2 separate regions of the Homo sapiens genome follow, and region 1 is linked to region 2. A link is a loop called in an ENCODE intact Hi-C map of the cell type or tissue named here. Cell type or tissue: sigmoid colon. All regions are shown on one strand. Links, peaks and the distances in the headings refer to the core of each region. The heading gives the core; the rest is flanking DNA. Region 1 has its middle 100 kb from the start of LINC00870. Region 2 has its middle 91 kb from the start of PROK2.

Region 1 (6,383 bases), core at 2,371-4,870, 380 kb after region 2:
CAGAAGGCAAACAAGGAGCAAAGTCATGTCTTACAAGGCGGCGGGTAGGAGAGTTTGTGTAGGGAAACTCCCCCTTATAAAGCCATCAGATCTCATGTGACTTATTCACTAACATAAGAACAGCACGGGAAAGACCCCCGCTGTGATTCAATTACCTCTCACCAGGTCCCTCCCATGACACATGGGGATTGTGGGAGCTACAATTCAAGATGAGATTTGGGTGGGAACACAGCCAAACCATATCAGTGGGTAAGGCACACAGGGATAACTTCAGATTTGTGGATTCTGCCCTCAGTCAACTGGCCCATACACAGAGCCTCACCATCACACAACCAAGGTCAAACTGTTTCACCAAGGGCTAAGGACTCCATTCCTGAGCTCAGTCCCCTATTTCTAGCACTCTTGATTACCTTTTTTTATTTTTTAAGAAAAAAAAGATAGTTCTTGTTCTCTTGGGAAGAGATGCATCTTGAATCTCTAACAAATAACTATTTAAGACCAGTGAGGGTCTAGAAAGGAAAGTGATGCCCATAGATGGACTCAGAACCAGCAGTCTACCAACAAGCCTCCTCCCCAGCAGTCTCTTCAAGCTGTGGCCATTTCTGTGAAGGAGGCTGAAGAGTAGCTCTTCACTCCGCAGAATTAATTACTGAGGACCACAGGCCTTGTCTACACTTGGCATAAAGAACAGTTTTTAACAAGTGATTGATTTCACACACACACACTTGCAGAAATCAGTCTCTCAACAGGCAGTCTCCTCCTCCTTTGCTGGTGAGAACATAAACTGGTGCGGGCTCTCTGGAGAGAGATTTGGCAGAATGGATGGAGAACCTTAACAGAGCTCATACCTTTTATTGCTACAATTTCCCTTCTAGGAATTCATGCACAAGAATGCTCATTCTAGCCTCATTCATATTAGGAGAAAATTAAAATCAACCTTGATGTCCAGCAATCAGGACTGAATAAATTATAGCATGTCCATTCAGTGGAAAATAATGCAGCCATTAAGCAAACATAAGGTATGTGGTAGACTGCAAAAATAGCCACAATTATTCCCTTCCCCTTATCCATGCCCCTTATAATGTGACTTTGCCACAATTCCCAAAAAGAGGTAGAGTCTATTTTGCACCTCCTGGCCATGCGAGTCACTTTGGTCAATAGAATATAGAGAAATTGACAGTCAGTGCTCCTGTCTTTAGACCTCAAGAAGCCATGAGCACTCCTGCACTCTCTCTCTCTCTCTCTCTCTCTCTCTCAGACTCTCTCTCTTCCCCCTCCCCACCCACCTTGCCTTCTCACTCTTGCTCTTGTTCCAGCTCTCAAAATCTTGACATTGACATGTGCACAAACCCAGCCTAGCCTACTGGAGGATGAGAGACCCCATGGAGGAGAGCTTAGCAGTCTCAACTGAGGCCATCTTCGATCTGACTCTAACCAGCTAACCCTCAAATACATAAGGGAGTCACCAAGTTCAGCAGAGCCACTCACCTGTCACACTTGATTATAGATACACCAATGAGCTCAGTCAAGATCAGAAGAGCCCTCCAGCTGACCAGAGGTCTCATAAGCAATAGCAAATTCTAAATGTTTTAAAATCAGCAGTTCTCAAAGCATGGTCTGGGATCTGGGAACTCCTGGGGAGTCCCTGAGGCCCTAGTAGAGGATCTGCAAAGTCCAAACTCTTTTGCTAATACTACTAACATGTTATTTGCCTTGTTCACTCTCAAGAGTGTACAGTGGACTTTCCCATAGGTTATATGATGTGTAATAACATTATTGCTGTGACAGTTAATAGAATACATGTGTGTGCATTCTTCATTCTAAAATTATCTCAGCTTTAATTTCCTATACAGTAAATATTGATAGATATAGCTGACCTAGCAAAAGTTCTTTGAGGTCCTTAATGACTTTACAAGTGTAAAAGTGTCCTGAGACCAAAAATGTTTGAGAACCGCTGTAAAACCATTGGGTTTGGGGGTAATTTGTATAAGACGTCTATACAAATATAAGCATGTAATCAAAATGTTAATAGTGATCATCTGTGGATGATGGGATTATGGGAAATGTGTATAGAGATTTTTCCCTTTTTTATACTTTATCTGTATTTTCCAACTTTTTATAAGAAATGTTTTGCTTATATGAGAAATATAGCTTTAAGATAAAGTTGACTGATCTGTATAATCTTTAGAAAGAAGAGAGAAACCTCTCTTGCTCTATGGGAAGGTCGCTCCTGTGGGAAGGTCTTGGCAGAAGGAAATAAACATGTTGAAGGCCATTCTCTGTAGCCCTGGTCACCTCCATCCAGCGAAAGTAGCAAAGGGACCCTGAATTTCCACCTCCTCCACTTCTAGAGGGCAGTTTGGTCAGCTTTCTCTCGCTGTCCTCTTTTCAAATAAGAAAAACAAGGACTCTAGTTCCCAATGTAAGGATCCACTCAGAGAAGCCCCCAAACAAGAAGTGAGCAAGAGCCATTTTCTATTCCTGCCTGTGAAGAACCTCTAGAAGTTGACTGCATTCCAGCAGCAGTTGCCTAGGGAACACCAGTGACAAAAAGGAGCCGTGAGGACACACTAAATAACTTTAGCAACTATTTGCATTTGGCAGATGTAGCCAAGGGCAGGGCCCTGCCTGGCTCCCTGTGGAAGCCGCAGGAGCCCCACAAGGAAGGGGGGGCCACTGGAACAGTCATAGGGGAGCAGGGAGGTGGGTGAAGAAGTGAGGGCCTTAACTCTTTCATTGCCCCTCCCCAAGCCTGCTGGGGCAAGGGTTTGTCCCAGAAGAGATCTCCTGGGCTTTGTGGAAACCCCAGAGAAAGTGCAGCCTCTTCCGGGAACTGGGTCCTCCCACACACCCACAGCCTACAGCCCCCCACCCACCCACCATGCCCCCCAGTCTTGCTTCTGCTTCCGCCACCAGGGAAGGCAGGTGACAGGATGGGCTGTGAGCTCCAGGCTCAGCCTTGCTGTGGCAGCTAATTGGGATGGTTTTTACCTGCCAGGTGAAAAGTCTGCCTGGGGAGGGGCAGTCAGCTCTCTGTCAACCCTGCTTCCTCTCTGTCTGCCAGCTCTCATTAGGACTAAGCCAGTCCCATGGAGCCCCAAGAGGAGAAGAGGCCAATGAGCCAAGCCGTTCCTGCCTGTGGCCTGGAAATCAGAGCTGCTTCGAGCAAGCTCTGCGCGGGCTCTTTAAGGTGAGCCCCAGTGCCTGGGCTTCCCACTCTCTGGGTGGGATGGAGACGAGACCGAAAATAGAAAGCAGCAGAGGCCCAGACCAAGCCTGGCTTTTCTCACTGCCCCCTTCAAAAAGTTCTGCTCAGATCAGATGATATCAGAAATGATTGGCGCCTTTATTTCCCCCCTTTGCTTCTAGTCCCCCACCCCCTTTCCAGTTTGACCACATCTGTAGGCTCTGTTGAAACAGAGCCAACATAAACAAAAACAAACTGAAACCCAGCAGCCAGCGAGGGCGGGATGTGCCACCCATCTGGGCAGGCCACGTGCAGGGCTGAGGACTGCCAAGGCACACCTCCTGCTGGTAAAAGGCACCGTGTGGAGTAATTAACCTCCAGGGCTTGGTGAGTGAAAAGCACCATGTAACCATGCTGGGTAATTGAAGAGGAAGAGAGGAGCGCTCTCCCGAGTGAACATTCAAATGTGTGCAGCTTGCTGGACCCTCTCAAGCAGGATGGCAGTCGGTTGGCCATGCCCCATAATGTGGCTGTCATCATTTGTCTTCCAAATTGTTGCCCAATCAGAATGGCTTCGGGACCCTTCGGCTTCTATGTATGCATATGTATAAAGAGACTTCTTAAAGCCATGCAGGATTTGTTGTTTTATTTTTTAGTGAGAATGTCCAGAGCTGGCGAAAGCAGAAGAGAAATAAACACTCCGGTAGTCTGCTGGTGAGGATGACAACTGGTCGACATTTCTAGAGGCCAGTTCCGGCTCCAACACTGCTTGCGTGTATCTGTGAAAGAGACCCAGGTGCCATGAGGCTAGGAAGGCTGGGATTTCGCAGCTCTTTGCACTGAAACTGCTGTTTCCTTGCTGGTGCTGCTGGAGATGAAAATCCACCATCCTCCAGAAACCCAAATCTCTCCTGGCACCAGCTCCCGGTGGCCAGCAAGTCCTATCATCAACTGGAAGAAATGAATGACATGCTCTCCGCATCACACTCACTTAGAGGGGTCACACAGCAAAGCTGCTTAAGCCCCTGAAGCATTTGAGTTTAGAGATGTCTCCCCTTCAGTTGACAGCTGTGACTTTCCAGAAAACACATATGCCACTGTGAGGTAGGGTAGTTTCTTGTATTCATTATACAGTACCCAGAGCTCCTCCCTGTGCTGTTTATGCTGTCAGATATCTTGTTTACCACGAAAGACACCATCCCCCATCATGGGGGTCCCCGAAACTGGACCACCATCCAAGCTATCTAAATTCATTAGTCCCAGTAGCATATGTCCAAACTCAAATGTGGATGAGTCAGGAGACTTCACTTCTTAGAGGCTGCAAATAGACAACCAGAAAAAGGATTCTCATCTAATTCTGTTCATCTGGTCGTTCAAATTCTGGTTCCTACTCCACCCAAAACACCATTACATGAGCCTGAGAAATGACTGGATTACACAGACAAATACATTCTCAATGCGTTCCTTGGGATTGTGGGATTAAGCTGATTTTCTGCCCTTCGCATCTTTCTTTGCAGTAAAGACTTTCTGCTCTTCCAAGTGATTTTGAGCCTATTATTTCACAAGTGTAGCAGATTGTTTGCAAAAATGGCCAAAACTATTCCACCCTCTGTATCTGCAGTCAGACTTTTCAATGTGACTTTGTTGCTTTTCCCATCAAAAGGTGAAATTTGTTTCTCCACTCCTTGAGTCTGGGCTGGCCTTGTAACTTGCTTTGACCTACAGAATGATGCAGCAGTGGCACCATGACAGGCCTAGGTCTAGGTCTGAAAAGGTTTTGTGTCCTTCTGTCCTGGAGTCCAGAGACTCCCTGGGGTAGCCTGTTAAAGGATGAAAAGCTCATGGAACACAGACACTGTCTCAGCTGGGTCAGCCTGGACCAGCCAGCCCTTAGCAGCCCCGGCAGTTAACCACAGATGGATGAGTGAGCCTAGTCAATGCTGAAGAACCACCCAGCAGAACCCAGCTCAAACGCTGAGTTACACACAGCATCATGAGCTAAATAAATGGTGGTTGTTACAAGCCACTAAGTTTGGGGGGTTCTTTTTATGCAGCAAGAGCTGATACCATGAACTCCCAAACTAAGTGGAAGGGGTGTCCACTTATCCAATTGAGGACTCAGAAAGTGCTGGCACAGAAGGACTGGGTGTTTTATTTATTTATTCATTTATTTACTCAAGGCCTCATAGTCAGGTAGTAACATACTCAGAACTTGAACCCAAGTGCTCCACTGGCCTGTTTCCTCATTTGCATCTCCTCCTGAATGGCAGGTATTTGGGAAGCTTCCAGACAGCAGCTCCTGGAAATCCCTCCTGAGAGAGCCTGCTACATTTTCTCAGGGATCTGTCCAATTTCACCAGCTGCCATCCCACCCCAGCACCCTGCCTGTCTCCAACCCTCGGTCCGCAGCAAACCCACACGCCCACCATCAGCCCCCTCATAACAACCCAGCCAGCACTGCCAGCTCTTTCCATCTGCAGGGTTCCAGCAGCTCCATCGCCAGCCAGCATCGCTCCCTTCCACAGGCAGCAAGAGCAACGAGCCCTAAGAACATGAAAACACTTCTTTTCAGCCACACTGAAAGAGATCAGTGGGTGGGCCCGTCCACTTGTCGGCATCCGTTGGAGATCAAAGCAAACACAAGAGGGAACAGACCCAAAGGAAGGAGGAGGGAAAAGCCCCCCTCAACACACTGCAAACCCAGCCAGTCGTTCTGAGGGGAGATGTGGGAATAATCCTGACCAAAACCCCACCCCTCCCCAAGGAGCCCAGAGAAGAAAGGATGACAAAGAAATAGGAAGGTGGGGGGTGTGGGGTGGGAAGAGGAAGTAGCAGAAGGTACACAGGAAGGGAGGAGGGCTTGGAGGAAGCAACCCACCCTCTGGCAGCTCCCAGAGAGGGCCTTGCTCTATGGGGGCCCTTGGGGAAACAACAGGAGGGCAGGCAGCCCAAGGAGGGGGCAGCTGCACGCAGGTCCTGGCTGTGCACGTGGGCACCGGCTGCCAGCTGGAGGCTGCCCTGGCTTCTGAAGGGAGGGGGTGGTGCTTTTCTCTTCTCTCTAAAGAGTTGGAGAAAACCGAGCCCGGCCCATGAACACGGCCAGGCCCGATTTCCTCCCACCAGGCAAATTCTTTCCTGTGCTTGGGAAACACACCTGGCTAGAATTCTCATCCCATGGGCCAGGAGCTCAGAGCTT
Region 2 (6,383 bases), core at 1,484-3,983:
CAAGTGAGAGTCTCTGAGTTTTCCTAGGCAATCACCAAAGAACATTAGCCTTTAAAAATAAGCTGATGATTAAATGACTTGCTCCAAGTTATTGGTGGAATATAAAGTTTTTTAGATTGGTTGGTTTTTGTTTTTTGGGGGAGGCAGGGAGAGGAGATGCCATTGTGTAGAAGCAAGCAAACATGGCATTTTGGATTCTGGAAAATAATGTCAAAAGCATAACTAAGAAAGCCCTTTCTTTCCTATAGTTTCAGTTTCATATTAGCCTACCTTTAAAATTGTGTTTTTAAAGTAACGTTAAAGGGGTCATATCTGATTTTTCATAGCCTTTAAAAAAAAAAAAAAAAGAGAGAAGAAAAGTAAAATAAACTCCTGGCATGCTTATAGTTCCATTATCTCCCTAATTACCCTAAATTTTAATATTCTAATTACTCTAAATTTTGGAATGATGCAAATTAAACTGTTACCTAACTTGTTGACCTTGTAGAAAGAGTGGAAAGGGAACAAGAGCTGGATATTTTGATTCCAGAGGCACTGGTTTCATCACGGTTTTAGGCAGGAACCAAAAGTACCGCACATCAAAACAGTAGCTGTTTTCTTCAACCCACACGCGCACACTCAGGTCAAGTATTCTGAACCAAAGGCACAGGTTGACTCTTGAGAGCCGTGGGCCCCTTCACCAGCCTGAGGGGATGACTTGGGAATTTCAAACATCCGGGATTGCCACAGCATTATACCTCATCTAAAGTAGGTCCCTCTTTGTAGGATGAAAAGAAAAGCGCTTTTCTTGCACCTTTCACCAGAGGAAGTGGATTTGGCTCAGCAAAAGGGCAGACTGCCGATGGGACCAGAGGACTCCCAGGCCTAACCTCTACTTCGAGAATGGGAAAACCCTGGCCAGCAGGCCTGATCTAAGAGCTATGTTCAGAAGCACAACAGAGTACAGCCACTTTGGAAAACCATCTGGCAGTTTCTTACAAAACTTACCATGCAATCCAGCAATTGGGTTCTTAAGTATTTACGCAGTGAGTTGAAAACTTATGTCTACACAAAAACATGCACACAGATGTTTATTGAAACTTTATTCATAATTGCCAAACTTAGAAGCAACCAAATGTGGCCGGGTGCAGTGGCTCACGCCTGTAATCCCAACACACTGGGAGGTTGAGATTGGCAGATCATTTGAGATCAGGAGTTTGAGACTAGCCTGGCCAAGGTGGTGAAACCTTGTCTCTACTAAAAATTCAAAAATTAGCCAGGTGTGGTGGCAGGCATCTGTAATCCCAGCTACCCAGGGGGCTGAGGCAGGAAAATCACTTGAACCCGGGAGGTGGAAGTTGCAGTGAGCTGAGATCACGCCACTTCACTCCAGTCTCAGTAAGAGTGAGACTCCATCTCCAAAAAAAGCAGCAGCAACCAAGATGTCCTTTAATGGGTGAATGGATAAACAAACTGTGGCACATCCATTCAATGGGATATTATTCAGTGATAAAAAGAAATGAGCTAGTAAGCCATGGAAAGATATGGAGAAACCTTAAATGCATATTATTACGTTAAAGAAGCCAATCTGAAAAGGCTGTATACTGTATGATTCTAAGTATATAACATTCTAGAAAAGGCAAAACTATAGAAATAGTAAAAAGATCAGCGGCGGCCAGGGGCTGGAGGAGAGGGAAGGATAAATAGGTGGAGCACGGGCTCGGCGCGGTGGCTCACACCTGTAATCCCAGCACTTTAGGAGGCTGAGGTGGGCAGATCACCTGAGGTCAGGAGTTCGAGACCAGCTGGCCAACGTGGAGAAACCCATCTCTACTAAAAATACAAAAAACTAGCCGGGTGTGGTGGCAGGCACCTGTAATTCCAGCTACTTGGGATGCTGAGGCAGGAGAATCGCTTGAACCTGGGAGGCGGAGCTTGCAGTGAGCCGAGATCATGCCATTGCACTCCAGCCTGGGTGACAAGAGCAAAACTCCTGTCTGAAAAAAATAAAATAAAATAAGTGGAGCACAGGGGATTTTTAAGGAATGGAGCTATTTTGTGTGATTCTGTAATGGTGGATATATGACATCACGCATTTTTCAAAACTCAGAATGTTCATCACCAAGTGAACCCTAATGAACCCTAATGCAATCTATGAACTTTAGTTAAAAATCATGTTATCAATATTGGCTCATCAATTGTAGCAAATGTTTCATGCTGATGCAAGATGTTAGTAATAGGGAAAATGGCTGTGTGTGCATATGTGTGGGTAGGCGTGAGAGCATATATGGGAACTCCCTGTACTTTCCACTCAGTTGTTCTGTAAATTTAAAACTGTTCAAAAAAAAATTAAGTTTCCTAATTCAAAAAACACACACAAAACACATGTGAAGGGCCTCTTGCCCTGGCCAGGTCCCCGGGCCCCATTGCAACATTTCGTGGATTTGGCTTAGTTTCCTGATGGTTTGCACCCTGGGTTTTCTGAACTTCAAAGGACCCTGGCTACCTGAGGTGTTCATTCCTACCTGTTGCCTGTCTTGACCATCTTCAAAATCACCTGCAGTGATAGACAAGCTCTGCCCACACCAGGAATGTTTCAGCTTCTCCCACAGGTTTACCCATAGTACCTTGAGCCTTTGTGTCTCTGAGTGACAATTTCCTCATCCATAAAATGGACATAACGACACAATCTGTCTTTACACTTGTTCTCATGCAACCCACCTGTACCAAGTTCCTTCCTTGTGCCAGGCACTGTTCCAGGCACAAGGGCTGCTGCTGTGAAGAAAAGAGACAAAACTCCCTGCCCATGTGGGCTTCTATTCTAGCAAATGGATTAGTAGGAAAACTCATGGAATTTCTAAAATAGTATTTGGCTCATAGCAGGTGCTTGATAAATACCAGCAACTGTAGCGGTGAGCCCACTGCCTCTACTGGGACAAGAGCTATCATTCGGGGCTTGGCAGGAAACACCTGTGCAAACCCTAGAAATGCCATCCCCAGGCAGGCTGCAGCAACTTTATGCCCCAGCAGATGGCAGCAGCTGCAGACACATCCCATGGTGGCCCTGAGCGCCTGCTAAGGGGAGGGAGGAGGGATGGGCTGATGAATGAGAGGCTCAGACTGTTATCCTCTGGATCACAACAAAATCCTGTTCTTTCCTCCTGAAAACAGAGCTCCTTATCTTATCGAGTCATCTCTAGCTTTGTCCTTTCAAAAGCAGCCACTTAACCCCCTGCAGCAGGGAGACAAATCCTTCCCAGCCCTGCAAGTCAGAACTGAGGTTTCAACTGCTGAATTTGAAAGCGGAAACCACCTGAGAATTTAGTGGGTTCAGAGGGTCACAAAGTCAAAGGCCTCTAGGGGCCAGGTAGGGAATGATTGCATGAGCAGGAGGAAAGAGGAGAATTGGCTGAAAGGCTAAAGATGCCTCGCAAAGCTCTTCCTGGCTCCACCGGATCACCCCAAATGCTGGGAGGAGCCAGATATCTGGACTGTGATGTGATGTCACCCCATTTTTTTTTTCTTGAGACAGGGTCTTACTCTGTTGCCGAGGCTGGAGTGCAGTGGCACGATCATGGCTCACTGCAACCTCCGCCTCCCAGGCTCAGGTGATCCTCCCACCTCAGCCTCCAGAGTAGCTGAGAGTACAGGCACATGCCACCATGCCTGGCTAATTTTTGTATTTTTCTTTTTTGTTGTTTTTATAGAGATGAGGGTTCATCATGTTGCCCAAGCTGATCCTGAACTCGTGGGCTCAAGCAATCCACCCACTTCTGCCTCCCAAAGTGTTGGGATTACAGGCGTGAACCACAGCCCCTAACCTGTTGCTCCATTTTCAGAGCACAGTGTTGGCCCAAGAACTTCTCTGACAATTGGATTTGGCCTGAGCTCTTTAAGTTGTGACCCCTGACACTTCACTTGAGCTATTTCCAGATAAATTACACGTCCTGATGGAAGCCCAAAGAGGAGTGTTTATTTGCTGAAGGCCACCCTTTGAGTTGGGCACAGGCCAGAGTTAAACTGAGTTCCCTTTGCTGGTTCTGCTTGTAAAGCTGCAACCCTCTGCCATTAAGTGGGGTGTGTTTATGTGTGTGTCTGAGAAGAAAAGCGAAGTGGTAAAAATATGGAGTGTAGCCTGAGATAACTGCAACTGGTATTATTACTTCTCAACTATAGATAATAACAGCACTAACAATGCTGAACAATTGATTGGGCATAGGTGCCAGGCACTGGGCTGAGAGTACTTTCCATGGATTAACTAATTGCATCCTCGTACCCAGCCCAGGAAGACATTGTCATTATCCCCGTGTCATACAGGTGGAAAGGAGGGCATGGAGTGATCTTCCGAGAATTGCTGAGCTGGAAGTGGTAGGATCTTAATCCTTTTGCTTTGACAAGGGAGTGATCAAAGGAGAGCTCTCTTCCTGGCCTCTTGGCCCAGGGGCCACCCCAGGGAGGAGACTGGAGGGATGGTACCCTGAGATGGGGGTGCTGTAGGAAAGGGTTCACAATCCAGACCCCAAGAGAGGGTTCTTGGATCTTGCCCAAGAAAGAATTCAGGGCGAGTCAGTAAAGTGAAAGCAAGTTTATTAGGAAAGTAAAGGAACAAAAGAATGACTTCTCCATAGATAGAACAGCCCTGAGGGCTGTTGGTTGCCCATTTTTATGGTTATTTCTTGATGATATGCTAAACAAGGGGTGGATTCTTCGTGCCTCCCCTTTTTAGACCCCATAGGGTAAACTTCCTGATGTCGCCATGGCATTTGTAAACTGTCATGGTGCTTGTGGGAGTGTAACAGTGAGGACGACCAGAGGTCACCCTCATCACCATCTTGGTTTTGGTGGGCTTGGGCCGGTTTCTTTACTGCAAAGTGTTTTATCAGCAAGGTCTTTGTGACCTGTATTTTATGCTGACCTCCCATCTCATCCTGAGACTTAGAATGCCTTAACCGTCTGGGAATGCAGCACAGCAGGTTTCGGCCTCATTTTACCCAGCTCCTATTCAAGATGGAGTTGTTCTGGTTCACGCGCCTCTGACAGGGGGAGCCAGGACCCAGGCTTGCTGGGAAGGGGTTTGGAGAGAGCGTTTCCTCCCCACCTGGCCTGCAGGCATCACAGCTGACAACTTTCTACCTCTCTGCATCCTCAGATAACCTTCCTGGGGAAGGTGACAAATGACACAGGAAAGAGAAACAGGCCTAGACCAGGAAAACTGGGAGGAAGGGTAAGAAATTTGCTCTGGCTTCCTGACAGAGACCGACCCCAGATGGGCCCTGGGGACTCCAGTGAGGCAAGGGGGTCCTCTGGGGAGCTTCAGAGCCTGCTAGAAGTGAGTGGAATGCCTGTTGGTTCTGCCAGGACACTGGTGACACAGCATATGGACTAGAAGCAGGAGGGTAAGGGCAGCCAGCACCAAGTCTCTTCCCACCCCTCTCTGCTCAAGATTCTTCCAACGTCCTCTTACAATAACTCGCTCCCCGCTCTCCTGCCTCACATTCAGACATAAACTCAATATTCAGTGCTTTTCTAGTATTTTCTAGCTTGCCAGAACTCTCAGAGTTGTAATGCTGTATCTGGACTCTCCCTTCTCAGTATTTACTAGTTTATCGCTTAGGTAAGTCTCGTAACATCCCCGAGCTCACTTTTCTCATCTGTAAAATGGGATAACAATACTTACTTTACAGGTTACGGTTCTTGTGAATTTTCCCTCCAGGGTAAGATTTGCACTTTAATAGAATTTTTCAATGCCTTAAGTTGAATGAATGATGAATAGAGGGGGCTGCAGCAGAAACCAGGCTGCCAGTGCACATGTGCAGCTTGGAGGTGCTGCGGTGCTGATGCCGAGGAAAACTAGGACACAGAACACGAGACACCGTCATTTGGAATCACTTCTTCTCTCCTTTACCTTCTATACACACACCCCTCAAACCATCAGAGTTAGAGATGCCTTGAGTCAGGACTGTGCTTTTCCTCTCCATATTTCCCGATATGTAAAATGAAATCATAACAACCATCATAGCCATGTCCTAGGGTTGTGATTGTGAGGACTGAATGAGTTAATGCACATAAAACCCTCACCGCAATGCCTAACACCTAGGAAGCACTATATATGGGTTACTTGCATAATTACTGGGTTGGCCTTAAGTCTCAGTTCCTACAAATGTGAGCTATTAGTGAACGTTATTCCTCCTGTTCAAACTTGCATTTGAAGATATACGTGTGTCACATTTCCTGAAATCTTGAAGGTCTCTCAAACGTCATTTACATTTGGATTCAGAGGGAACTATACTTAATCTATGCACTATTGTTAGCATAAAGCAGCTTGCTGCATTGGGAAAGACACAGGGGCAGATGATTCAGAGCTTGCTGACCTTGGAGCTGTGTGACCTTGGACAAGGTGAGAA

The links. Hi-C counts contacts between places; a loop is a spot of excess contacts. Peaks named below come from ENCODE experiments on the same cell type or tissue, not always from the same donor. Only the 100,000 strongest peaks of a DNase experiment are listed, where the experiment ranks them.
Region 1: a loop joins it to region 2, with 2.9 times the contacts of the local background. A loop is called at or near these places in 36 of 110 quality-filtered maps.

What each region holds. Positions count from the first base shown.
Region 1 is chr3:72,252,804-72,259,186 of GRCh38, forward strand. No RefSeq gene overlaps it. Among named protein-coding and RNA genes, the nearest start is that of LINC00870, 100 kb to the left of the region's middle. In sigmoid colon, for the core only: no CTCF peak of the experiment used is centred there; a DNase peak (open chromatin) is centred at 3,488.
Region 2 is chr3:71,872,566-71,878,948 of GRCh38, forward strand. No RefSeq gene overlaps it. Among named protein-coding and RNA genes, the nearest start is that of PROK2, 91 kb to the left of the region's middle. RefSeq lists enhancers at 393-929, 2,875-3,806, 4,737-5,668. In sigmoid colon, for the core only: a CTCF peak has its summit at 2,988 (motif pointing right); a DNase peak (open chromatin) is centred at 3,016.